Regions from separate parts of the Homo sapiens genome. Here region 1 is linked to region 2. Evidence: read pairs that join two places in POLR2A ChIA-PET (ENCODE). Cell type or tissue: HepG2. All regions are shown on one strand. Links, peaks and the distances in the headings refer to the core of each region. The heading gives the core; the rest is flanking DNA. Region 1 has its middle 8.7 kb from the start of ZFP36L1. Region 2 overlaps LOC107984016 (a long non-coding RNA gene).

The links. Peaks named below come from ENCODE experiments on the same cell type or tissue, not always from the same donor. Only the 100,000 strongest peaks of a DNase experiment are listed, where the experiment ranks them.
Region 1: POLR2A ChIA-PET joins it to region 2 with 6 read pairs; 12 of 35 experiments call an interaction of 5 or more read pairs at or near these places.

What each region holds. Positions count from the first base shown.
Region 1 is chr14:68,782,911-68,785,817 of GRCh38, reverse strand. No RefSeq gene overlaps it. Among named protein-coding and RNA genes, the nearest start is that of ZFP36L1, 8.7 kb to the left of the region's middle. RefSeq lists enhancers at 945-1,004, 1,149-1,293 and a cis regulatory region at 1,214-1,227. In HepG2, for the core only: no CTCF peak of the experiment used is centred there; DNase peaks (open chromatin) are centred at 1,147 and 1,727; H3K4me3 peaks cover 686 bases.
Region 2 is chr14:68,606,041-68,608,947 of GRCh38, reverse strand. It overlaps LOC107984016 (a long non-coding RNA gene), which reads left to right. Exons shown (of 3, transcript XR_943973.3): 3 at 2,462-2,907. It also overlaps a transcript of RAD51B not described here. Among named protein-coding and RNA genes, the nearest start is that of RAD51B-AS1, 78 kb to the left of the region's middle. RefSeq lists an enhancer at 1,267-1,913. In HepG2, for the core only: no CTCF peak of the experiment used is centred there; DNase peaks (open chromatin) are centred at 1,387 and 1,687.

The DNA.
Region 1 (2,907 bases), core at 179-2,678, 180 kb before region 2:
GGCCTCAGCAGCAGCCCTGTGCTGTAGTCTGGCAGGGAGGCCAGGGAAGTGTGAGCCCAGAACTGGCAAGAAACCCCTATCTCTGAGCTCCTCTGCAGCTAGGAAGGATAGGAACTATGCTGAGGGAGTTGAAGGGAAGGCTTTCACGAGGGAAGTGGGTCAGGAAAGGCCAGGCCAATCCTGGGGCACAAAGCCTTCTTCTCCACCCCTTACCCTGGAGGCCAGGGTGTCTTGAAGGCTGGGTTTAGGGGCCTGCACCAGGTCTGCCATGGATGGGTGGGGCCTCTGTGGCTACTGGCCCTGCAACCCACTCTCTGGCTGTTGGATGAAGATCTTCTCTTGGAGCAGCTCAAAGAAATGAGCTATTTTGGCCACCGAGCAATGCCTTTCCTGGCCTGGAGGCCTCATTCTCAGGAGGAAGGCTATGGTTCAGTGACACTCATGAAAGGAGGGCTTTGAGGGCCAACTGAGATTGTGGGTTAGTCTGAAGATGGGTTTTACAGTCAACTGGATCACGAAGCACTGGTTACCGAAGAGGCAGGGGTCATGGCAGGGGAAGGATCCAGGGCGTGAAGGAAGAAGGGGTGTTGAATGGAGCCCTTGGACCAGGGTTCAAATCCCAGCTCCCCTTCTACCAGCTTGTGCTTTGGATAAATGACTCAACCTTGGATTTTTCAGCTGTATCTCAAGGAGTTACTATGAGATCAAGCGAGCCATTAGTCATGACAGCTCTTTGTAAGTGCCAGGTAGTCCTCTAAGAATTTCCTGTGTGTTAACTCATTGAATGATCATAATGACCCCACGGAGGAAGCTCTATACTGTTCCTTTTGTATAGATGGAGAAATTGGGGTGCAGAGAAATTCACTAATTTGTCATACAGGGAGTCGGTGTCAGGATTTGAACCCAGGCAGGCGACCTCCATCACTATGCTAGAGTGTTGTAGGCTGGGACACTGGAGCAGTCCCTGGCACACAGTAACTGCAAATCAATCAGTGTTAGTTGCCCTCTCCCTTGGCCTTTTGTGGAGATTCTGCATGAACACAGGAGGCAACGAGTTGGATTAGATGATTCTGCACACACCCCCTCCGTTGAGTGCCATGACCTCACCTCCCATGAGGCCCTGCATTGGCACATTTGGAGGACGGAGTCTGGGAGGAGGGGGTAGGCCATCCCCTTGGACTTTCCCCTTCTCTGCCTGCCATGAGGTGGCTTCTGTTAATGATCAACAGACCAAAGGGTGCCCTAGGGCTGCCTCAGGGAGTTGGCTCCATGCCCTTCTTCCCCCGGGGTCTTCCACCCCTGTGTGTAGCCAACCATTTAATCATGTCTGGGTGGACTGACTGGAGGCTACCTGAGTTCAGAGGGGGAGGAGGTGGGGAGGTTAGCCAGGCCCCTGGTCACCCCCTTGCTGCCTTGCAGGTGGCCCTTCTAAGGCCTGCCACTTGCCTGCTGGGCAGAAGGCAGAGATTCTGAAGGTTGGAAAGCAAGGCAAAATCTCAGCCTTTTCTTGAATAAGGTCAGCACTGGGGGTCTCACCTCTTGATAGGTAAGGCTGGTGTTGAGAAACCTGGCCTACAATGCTTTCTGTGGGAGTCCCAGATGGTTACAGCTGAGTTACCATCATAGAAAACCAGACTCTGAGGAGCCAGGGCAGGGGCTGCCCATAAGAGCCAGCTGCTGGTCAGTGGACAAGGATGCCTCCTCCACATTGAAGCTGTTTGCAGTTGTTCTGAAATGTTGGCAAAGCCCAGGTCTCAAAGTACAGGGCTGTGAGTGATGACTGTACCTGTGCTATCAGCTTGGGTTGCAATGAAAATAAATATGGGCAATCGCCAAAACTAAGGCAATTTTTTCAGCACCTGGAGCCAGGCAGGTAGCTTCCCCCTGACTCCAAATGTACCTCAGGGAGAAGGAGCTCATGACCACACAGGTCAGCATTCATTTCCGCCAATCCCAGTATTCCAGAGCTATGGGAGGCTCTATTGTCCGTGGTAAGGAGCTGGTTTTGGAGTTACAGGGACCTGGGTTCAAGTCCCTGTTTGGCCTCAAGGTCACTCTGTGACTTCAAGCTAAACACTTAGTAAGAAGTTCAGATCCCAGTTTCCTCATTTGTAAAATAGGATGATGGTGATAATGATGATGATAATGACACCTAGGTCAATGGATAAACAAACAAACTGTGGGATTGTCACATCATGGAATACTATGCAGCTATATAAAAGAACAAATAACTGGTACACAACAATGTGGAAGAATTGCTAAAACAAAGTTGAATGAAAGAAACCAGCCACAACAGAGCACATATTGCATGAGCCCATTTGTATGAAGTTCATAAACAGGCAACAGTGATCTATGATAATTGATATTTGATTAGAGGATAGAGAATACATGTAAAAGTTCATTGACCTGTGCACTGAAGATTTGAGCACTTCACTGTAAGTTATACTTCAAAAAGACAAACCTATACAGTTGTCGTGAGTGTTAATACATGTAAGGAAAAGAAAAAGAAATTCAGTACCTGGCCCATTATAGGCACTTAATAAATTGTGGCTGGTCTTTGTAATAGCAACAACTGGATGATGCAGGTACTGTTCTAGTCCCCTTTTATAGAAGGAGGGAATGGTCTCAGAGCAGGTGAGTGACTTGCCCAGGGGATGTGGGGCTTGAATCCCACCCCAATGGCTCTCAAGCTTGCACAGTTTCCTACTACCTAATACTGTCCCTCAGTGAACAGGTGCTGTTTCTGCAGGAAAGCTAAATTTGCAGTAACCCAGGCACAACGAAGTTGACTAATTAGTAAGTGTAATCATCTGCATTAGAAAAGTTTTTCTTTTTGCAGATTTAAAATAAGCCTCCTTGCTAGTCAGTACCTCCTACGCCCTGTGGGAGGTAAAGGGAGGCCGAGTT
Region 2 (2,907 bases), core at 203-2,702:
AGAGGTTGAGAAGTGGGGGCCCCGGAGGAGGGGCCACAGCATGGAGAAGGGAGTATCTGGGCCGGCTGCAGAGCTGATGGGTGACAGAGGAAGAGGGACCAGCAGGGCTGGAGCCCAGAGCCTTGGCTGGGGAAACTGCTGTGGACAGCCCTCCTCTTCATTCAGCGATAGCACCTGTTGGGAAGCCAGGAGGCTCCCAGAGGCAAAGGGGGCCTGCTCTGTTCATGCTCACTTAACCCCACTCCTTGAGGGCCTGGGCTGAGGTGCTGATGCCTGAGTTTCATGCCCGGGAACTGTGATGGTGAGGGGAGGGCATGAAAGGTGGCTCCTTCAGCTACTGACCCATGGCCCTACAGCCTGCCCAGGAGTACTCTGCAGCCGCCAGCTACCTGCAGCTGCTCTCCTCCTCCAGGGAGGTTAAAGCCCCATTCTAGGTCAGGCCCTTAGGCAGGGAGAGTCCAGCATTTCCTCTTTCACAGCCCCGGGACTTCCTCACCACGCTCAAGCAAGGCCCCTCTGAAGCCGAGCATCTCCTGCGTGCTCCCAAGCCAGGGAACTCTCACTAGGGAAGGACTCGGGGTGGTGGTGGGGGACAGGCCCTCAGCACTTCCCCTCTTAGAGAGACAAGCCAACAGCACAGCTGGACGCCCCACTCGCAATTTGTTCAGCTCAGTTTGATTCTCTTTCTCTCCCTGGTGAGCTTCAGTTTGGAGTTGTTTGCTCTTCATCAGCAGTTTCTGGAAATGTGGTGTTTGGAGAGGGTTGGGGAGGCCTAAGAGAAGGGCAGGGAAGCTGAGAGACTGTGCTGGTGCCCAGCTGCACCTGGGGTGGTCTCTCATGGCACGCGCTGTGCCCAACCCTCAGGCCTACCGCCCTCAGCAGACCTAGGTGTCCTTTCTCAGGCCTCTCAGAACCTTTGGCCTCATACCACCCCTGGCTAGAAAGTGCCACGGGCTCCTTCCACTCAAACCAGAACCTTCTTTTCTTGATTCCTTCCCCTGAGGTCTGGGATTTCTTTGCCTTTCGGCCTGGCTCTTCTTTCCTCTGGAGGCCTGTGTGAGAAGGGGCACGATGTAGGGCCGGGCCTGTCCTCCCGGGTAATCGACAGCCCCTCCTCCTACATTGCCAGCCCCTGTCTTCCTCCCCAGCACCCCGCAGAATGGCTTTGGCCCTCCTTAGAGTGCGCCTCCCCGGGGCTGTGTGCTCCCCGTCCTTTCCTGGTGCCCCATGGTATCTGTCCACAGCAGAAGAGGAAGACACAAAGGCTTTGTGCAGAGACCCCGGGAAGAAGAAGATAAATGGAATTTGCAATAAATCCAGGAGCAAAGTTGTAACTTGACTTAAAAACAAACAAAAGGGCCAGAACTGCACTTAAGCTCGGCAGAAGCTCATCTCCCAGTGTAAACAGAAAAGGGCGGACGTGGGCTGAGGAGCCTCACGGGCCTGGGCTGGCAAGGGAGGGGTCTGGAGCAGGGCTGGCCGCAGACTTCCTCTGGAAGAGATGGGCTGTGGGGGAGGGTCTCTGTGGCCTTGTGAAAGGAGAAAGAAGGTGCTGGCATTGTTGTTGTTTGCCACGCATTTTTCCATGACTTACTCTTTCGAAAGGATACTCTCAGGATTGGGACAAGAAGGTTGTTTTCAAACTGGTACTGGGCAGATAAAAGCTGGGACCAATGGAGAGCAAACAGAAGTGCTGGCATGAGCTCCCAGCCTCAGCCTTCCCTGGAACTGGAACACTGGAGCTCCCTTAAGCCTCTGCACGGGCTCAGAGGGGCTGGGTGCACTACACTGTGTTTCCCTCAGTGGCCCGCCCGCATGACCCTGGAAAAGTCACTCTTGCTGCAATCACTGTGCCTCACCTAGAAGTGTGAGGCTGGACTTAAATTACGGCGCCTTGTTTTTACATGTGACACTTTATAATTTACATATGACACTCCATAATTTACACATGACATGCCACAGTTTACATGTGACACTCCCTAATTTCAACATGCCTCTACACACCTGAGCCTCCTCAACTACTGAAGAAGTTGGGTGGATCAGATGTTATCATCATCTTATGCGTAGGAAAACTGACACAGAGAAGTAAAGAGAACTAGACAAGGTCACACAGCAAATTAGCAGTTGCCCCAGATCAATGCAGTGGGAAAGGTGGGTCCTGAGGTACAGTTCCGACTCAGTTAATAACAAACTGTGTCATCTTGAATGAGCTGCTTAACTTCTCTGTGCCTAGGTTTTCGTCTAAGATGCGATTCCTTCCAAAGGTTAAACAGATTGGCTCCCACCCTCTTTAACTCTTTGTGGCTGGGTTTTTCAAAGTCAGGAACCCCAGGGAACCCAATGGTGTGTCAAGGACCATACAAAACCACAGTTTAAACATGGCATACCTTTCCAGAGCCTCATTTCTACACTCAGATATTTTTGGAGGAAAAAAAGTCAACATAATGAAATCTTTTTTTAGGTTGTAAAACAAGATGGTGATATTGTAGAAGAAGATGCAAAAATTCCAATTTTAAAAGCAAAACCAGAAAACTTCAAGGACACGTGGTGCTTGCTGCCATCTGTTTCCGGTTCTGCAGAGTATGTGTTTGCTCCCTCCTGCCTCCTGGGAGCTTGGTGGGAGAGTTTGGGAAGTGTTGCCAGGGAACCCACCCTAAGAAGCCTGGCTTGGCTCTTCCTAATGGGTATTCGAGCCTCACTAGGCAGTGAGCTGCTCATATTCCTGGTGAAGGTGAGATGGAGCTGTTTTCACAGCATCTTACACAGTTGTTCCGGTCCTAGGCTGCACCTTAGAATCACCTGATGAACTTTCAAACAATACTCATGCCAGAGTCCCACCCGGCCCAAGTGCACCAGAGTTCCTGGGAGTGTGGTTAGGGCACACTGTGTTTTAAAAGCTCCCGGGTG